Linked DNA regions of Homo sapiens: region 1 is linked to region 2. Evidence: chromatin contacts called from ENCODE Hi-C or POLR2A ChIA-PET data. All regions are on one chromosome and are shown on one strand. The core of a region is the stretch at or near the end of the contact, and the rest is flanking DNA. Distances in the headings are between cores, read along the strand shown.

What was found. A loop is a pair of places that touch in the nucleus more often than their neighbours do. ChIA-PET counts read pairs that join two places held with the same protein, here RNA polymerase II (POLR2A). Pooled maps may share reads with other maps.
Region 1: a map of CD8-positive, alpha-beta T cell shows a loop between it and region 2 (2.1-fold over the local background). The contact joins two enhancer-like sites. A Hi-C loop is called at or near these places in 4 of 168 maps with a recorded cell type or tissue (CD4-positive, alpha-beta T cell, CD8-positive, alpha-beta T cell and naive thymus-derived CD4-positive, alpha-beta T cell), 2 of 37 single-sample maps with no recorded cell type and 12 of 50 pooled maps. POLR2A ChIA-PET finds 5 or more read pairs at or near these places in 4 of 52 experiments (CD4-positive, alpha-beta T cell, CD4-positive, alpha-beta memory T cell, CD8-positive, alpha-beta T cell and 1 more).

What each region holds. Positions count from the first base shown.
Region 1 is chr13:74,061,646-74,064,841 of GRCh38, reverse strand. The region is part of intron 1 of KLF12 (KLF transcription factor 12); the gene reads left to right. Among named protein-coding and RNA genes, the nearest start is that of KLF12, 71 kb to the left of the region's middle. Within about 2 kb of position 1,826, at least 22 of the 41 ENCODE cell types and tissues checked have a DNase peak (open chromatin) inside an H3K27ac peak, as active enhancers do; they include CD4-positive, alpha-beta T cell and CD8-positive, alpha-beta T cell, where a contact is called at or near this core.
Region 2 is chr13:73,764,297-73,767,476 of GRCh38, reverse strand. KLF12 (KLF transcription factor 12) reads left to right here. Exons shown (of 8, transcript NM_001400136.1): 6 at 2,477-2,539. Among named protein-coding and RNA genes, the nearest start is that of LINC00393, 100 kb to the right of the region's middle. RefSeq lists an enhancer at 986-1,486. Within about 2 kb of position 1,261, at least 33 of the 41 ENCODE cell types and tissues checked have a DNase peak (open chromatin) inside an H3K27ac peak, as active enhancers do; they include CD4-positive, alpha-beta T cell and CD8-positive, alpha-beta T cell, where a contact is called at or near this core.

The DNA of each region.
Region 1 (3,196 bases), core at 577-3,076, 300 kb before region 2:
TTGTGACTTTGTACAAATCACACAGACTTTCTAGACATCATTAGTACAGTGTGAGATTTTTAGATCTAAGGTCCTTTATGGTCTAAAATTTGATGGTTAGTACAGTCAGCATCACAAACTACTCAGCCTATTTCATTCCTCTGTGAATTATTGTGTCTGTAATGACATTTATAATTGACCTTTCAGCATTCAGAATCTCCATTGTGTCTTTGTTTATTAGCCTCTACAGCAGAGAGACATGATAACTCTTAATTTCAGGGTCATGTCTCTGGACTATGTCCAAAATGTCCCTGGTTATTATAATTCTGGACTCCAATGCTTCTTTGGATGTATCATCAACACCAAATTTTGTAAGTCACTGGATTAACATAAACAAAACGATTGCAGCCACCCATGTCTCATTTTGCTAAAGTTATGTGACTTTATAATACTTAATATTGAGTGAGTGAAATCCACGAAGACACTGTTCATGCCTGTAGAAAATCATATGTAATACCTGCTACATGCAAGGTACTAGGCAAATGTTTATGGAATGAACAAATCATTGTATGGTAAAATGCATTTTAAAAATATACAGTTATATATGAGCCTATGTGTTCTCTGAGAATCCCTGTGATGTTTTTCTTGGTGATGGAGAGGGGTGGTTTTCCATCATCACCATTGCAAGATGGCAGTGGTATTTAGATGCTGTTTGTAATGGACAGATAGTGAGAGGAACTGAGGGGTGCTGGGAATAGAATGTTTGTGATTTTTTTCCTCTTTTGGGGACAGGGATATTGCACCCCTTTTAGAGGAACCATCTTAAACCAGTGAACCAAATTATTTTATTAGCTCATGTCTATAGAATCATATGGAAGCTTCTTCTTTGGGCATAAATTTTGTGTCCACAGGGCACTGAAGCAGTTAATCTAAATGCTGTCTTTTGGAATCAAAGGGCAGCTTGGGCACAGCACTGAATTAGGAAACTGGAACATCAGAAAGTTCTAGTTTTCTTGCAGTATTTTTTTGCTAGTATGTGGTAATTACAAAAGGAAGTGAAAAACTATAAGGGAAAATTATAAATACTAAAATAAAATTTGGTAGTCTAATACAGAACACCTTTTTTAGTGCATGAGTACCTTATACTGTAAAAAAAATTTCAAATCTATTTGAGTATTAATCACTAAAGTTTGCTGTGATTACAGGACATTGCCTTTAAAGGCCCCCTGTCATTTTATGCTGAGTACATGTAGTGGTAGTTAATTTTTACTTTGATATTTTCTGTTGACCTCCTTACTTGTGGGAAAGGAGTAAACCTGAGAAATAAGACATTAAAATCTTGGCTGATTATCAGTTATTAATACTATTCTTGAGGAAGATATTTGGCCCTAAGATAAATGAAATATGAAGGTTGTTAAATAAGGTTAATTTACCTAGCAGTTTTGATGTCCTTGAAGGTTAGCATAGGAAATAATAGTGCAGTCTGAATGCATGGTATTGGCTTTAGGGTAGCTCTTTAGTTCAAGCCTCCTTAAAGCATTTTGAAACGTTTGCATTAAGTTTGTGCTGAATTGACTCCCAGAAAGGAGACTTCTTCCAGAGTCAAAATGAAACTAAGTATTCATATTAGAGGATGGTGGGGAGAAAAAAAAATGTCTTCCACTCAGGAGCAGACTGCATTAGAGTTCTGCCAACTGGCCTGTTTGTGAGAACTAGTGAAGTCATCAAGCCTGAGCTATTTTAGCACCCTGACATGGTGCACCGAGGCAGCTGGAGGTGCGGCACAGAGGAAGCTCGGAGAGAGAGGTTTTTCCGAAGCAAAAAATTTTCCTGCTGACTGACAGCATCACCATTTCACACCGGCTGGGGCTCTGACATCTCTGGGAAGCATGAGGGCTTGTGTAATGGCCCACACAGAAAGTGGGTGAAGAGGATCTCTAGCCTTTTCAGGTTATTTCAAGTGGGGTCTCATTGTCAAGGGACCAACCATCCAACAAAATAGGTTCCTGTGGGTTAGGAAAATGGTGATGGTGAAAAGCTGGAGATGAAATCTTTTGTTTCTAGAGCTAGATGGATTTTTTCGTTTTTCTTTTTTAACACAAAAGGGTCAGAAATGCAAAGGATGCCCTTTGCTGACACAGCTCTGTAAGAGATTACAAGCAAAACAAAGACAGATTTATAGATAATTTATCAGCATATTGAAGACAAATTGAATATCATGCTGCACAGTAAATTACTTCAGAACAACCCCAAAGTGGAAGAAAATACTTGTAAATTGCATTTTTAAGCCCTTAAGAACAAGTTCTATCACTTGTTTAAAAAAATTGTTTTGTAACATGAAGTGCATTTTAATTGTCTGACTATGAACTCTTGCCTTATGGGCTCAGTCACTAAAGATGCTTAAGAGAAAAGCATAAATGAATACTTGATTGATCATAAAATCATCTACAGGATGCTGTTTTAACCACTTCCGAAACGATCTAAAAGTGTACACAGCTTCATCCCTTTAGAGACTTAGAAAAAGTCCAGATACATCAACCAAATAGAGACAAATATAGAGAAAATGAGAGACTAAGTTTTGAGTGTAAGAAATTAACTCATTTTGAGCTTCACTGATGAAAAGCAAGATTTTAAAACAAGAGGTGCTCCATGATGAGTCGTTTTTTACAATAAGGAATGAAGCAAAGCAGACACTCTTTAACATGGGTGCACTCAGGGGTCAGGGCTATGAAAGCTGCCAGAATTCAACCCTGATTTAGCAATGAGAAGCCAGAGACAGGAAGCTGCCTTGTTTATTAGAAATAGGGTAACCACAGTCTCAAGACAACTGAGGAAGACTCTGCTGGCACTTTTCTTCTGAAAGCAAGCACTAGTGCAAAAAAACCCCACCAAAGTATGTAGTATAGGTGTTTATATGTGACTAAGGCTTATGTATTCATATATTCTTTTGTTTACTTCTTAAAATTTATGGTTAGAAAGGCACAACTTTTATATTTTTTCCAGTTAAAAGTTTCAGAAAGCTATCATATAACGTCAAGGTATAAAAATCATGTGTGACCTTGATTTCTACAATACTTTACGTATTCAAAGTAGTTGAACCTTTATTTAGGAGGATGCTTCCTTCAAATTAAAGACTTTTGCTCAGAGAGTGCCACCATGTTTCAGTGGGAAAAGGATCAGATTAGCCTCGGGATACTTGGAAGTTATGGCAGAGGTT
Region 2 (3,180 bases), core at 12-2,511:
TCCACATCCAGCAGTTAGTACTAAGGCCTGAACCCCTTAGTTACAGAACAAAGTGGCTTAGCAGTAATCGAGCCTGTGTGAGGCTAAGGGAAGAATAATGAACATTCCCTGCAAGCTTCCTGCCTAGATGCAGGTGCAAGAATCAGGAGGTCATGAATAATGCATGACATGCAGATTAGGTGGTGGTTTCTCCTACAGAGGTTTTGACGTTGCTACCTGCCTGGCTTCTATATGTGGAAAGAAGGCAGAAGATGGCAAAAAGTGTCACAGGTTAAAGACTGAGCTCAAAAAAACATGCCATATCCTTTTGAAGAAATAATATATAGGGGGTTGGTGAAGTGCAAGGCTTATGGTCTACTTTATCAGATGAAGTATGTGCCAAGTTATCAGTGTACTTATTCCCTTTGAGGACAGAAATAAAGCTTTGTTGATTTACCTTTTTAATTTAGGAAACCTTGTAATTATTTGTTCATATACACAATCAGGACTTCTTTTCCAAAGACTTTCCTAAGGAATTCTTTTCCTGAGACTGCTAAACCATTATAGAAATTCTCCATTTGCAGTATTTGATCTATGGATCAGTGAAATTTTCCTAAAAGATACAAATACCTAGACAATGTTGTAATTATGGATTAAACAGACTCTCTTTTTCTTCACTAATATATGCAATAAACAGCATCAATAAGAGAATACTTCTGTCATTAAACTTCACCCAGTGGAATTTTCATGATGAAATAGTTTCTTTGTACTCCTAGGGTTAAGGAGGGGACAATATAAAAAGTAAATGTGTAAAAGATAGAGAACAAATTAAAGAACTGTGAGTATTTGGGGCTGATTAAACTTTATTTAAATAGTTAGGATTCTGATACCCCAGTGAGGGTATAGGGAAAGTTCAGGAGAATTTCCTGCACTTCCTCTTAGGTCAGGGGGCTTTAACTGGGGAGAACTTTTTTGGCTCAAATATCCATTTTAAGGATTGTATTTCAAGCAGACAGAAAGTAAAAAAGTAAAAGAATAAAAGAGGAAAAAATTACGCTTGCTGCCTTTCGTATAATTTTTATGTACTATTATTGCGTTTTCCCCCTCTTTGTCCAATTTAGGATACTGGATTATGAACTGGCTTTCATTTCTAGCTGAGTCTGTCATTTCCACTAGGCCCCAGTTTGGCTGGACGCCGAGACCAACAGGTGATCCTTGTAGCTGCAAAACAGCAGGAAGTGGGCCGTGCTTGAATGAGACAGTTCACCAGAGGGGCTGTCTGGCCTCTCTCCATCTTTCTGCATAATTAACACCCCCTCCCCCATGCCGAGCAGAAAATCTGTGCTGAGCAGCTCAGCTGCAGCAGCCATTGAGAAGCGCTGTGAGGAAAAGAATGTTAATAAGGGATGTTGGAAGAAATAAGCCTTCCGAGTGCAAAGTGCAGTCTGGCTCTGGGTTTAGGGAAAGACTGCAGTTGGCCCTTAGGCGGGGCTGGAACTGCATTATCTGTTTTGGAATGATTTTCACTTATTAAACAACTACAGAGAACTGGGTTTCTTACAAACCTTGGTTCTAACTGGACTTTAAGACCAGTTTTATATCCCCATTTTTTTTCTTGTAAATAAGAGCAATGTATGAAGCATAAAGGGTGAAGGTAATACAAGCTAAGACTGCTTGGATCTCACAAATCCTGGCTAAAGACAGACCATAACAGGAAGCTGGCAGCCGGAAGTAGGGCGTATTGTTTTGCCGGTTAGTGACCCACAAAGAGGCGGAGGTTTACTAGCTAGGCTTTGATTAGAAGATAACAGCAGTTCCCGGAAGCTTTAAGCTGTTTCCAGTGGATAAGTCCAATCCTGGAAGCTTGGAAAGCAATATATTCTTCACTTCTCCTTTATCTGGCTAAAATTTTGAATTGACTTTACTTTCTTCAAAGTCCAGTGTAGCACATCACTTCCAGAATGTACTCCTCCTAGGAGTACCTGTTCACCCTTCCTTCCTTCCCTGTGCCTGCAGATTCTGTCACAGCACATTTGAATAACGTTGTTTGCTTCCTAGAGTTTTAAATGTGGTAGAGTGAAGGAGAGGGCACTTAGACACCTCTTTGTGCCCACCCTCATGGGAACAGGTACAAAGAGGGCTCACTGAACTCAGGCACCATACCTTAGATAACTTTTACCCACCCTTGTACCTGGCAAGGGTTAGGTATTCAGTCACTTTTGTTGGACTGAATGAATGCATCAGTCCTGCCTCTGGGAGTCTTCAGAGTGAACATTATGACAGACCTGTTGTCTTGAGAGTGGTTAAGAAGGAAAAAAGGACCACAGATTTGCAGGCGTAGGAATTTAATTGCATCATTTACTAAGAGGGGTTCAAGTTCTGGGGATTTTGTATTAAGCAATTCTAAAAGAAATTATTTATAAAACATGCCATTTTTTTAAATTTGCAATTGGGAATATGCTTTTTCAATGACTGGATTATTCTTCTCTGTCTACAGGGTACATCCGTCCCCAGTATCAAGGGTCCGGGGCAATCGAATGAATAATCAAAAGTTTCCTTGGTGAGTATACAGTCTAATATGAGTATTTGTAGGTCTTACGGGAAACTTTAATAGGGCTTATGTTAAAATTAAGAGAATTAGTCCTACTTCTCTATACAGAGTACATACCTGCTAACTGGACTATGCGGTCTTCCTTTCCTCTGGACAGTTCGAAATAAATATTGATAGAGTTCCTTTCCAGCCCAAACTCTTCATTCACCAAAAACCCTGAGTGTAACTTTTTTTTTTGACAGATATGATCTAAGTTCCCAAGATTATAAACTCTTACCTATTTTAAAGAATGTTTTCCTTTTTTTCGAAGGTACATAGACCCAGATATTTCTCAGATACCAACTTCAACTCCTCATGAAGATTTCCACAGTTAATGAATCTGTTACATTAGTTTTGGGGATTACAACGAACTCAGTGATTTTTTTTTTCCTTGCCATAGCCTTAAATATCCAGGATTTTTTTTTTTTTTAATTTGGGGAGTACTAAGATCTTCTTTAACTGATGAGTTCTTGAACAAAAATATAGATGGAATTTTGCAGAAACAACCTGAAAAGTTATTTCAACCAGAAAACATAGCTTATCGATTCTTTAGAGAAGCGATTTAAAGTGTTTCACAAATATTTCATGCGAAACAACAAAAAAAGTGGGCT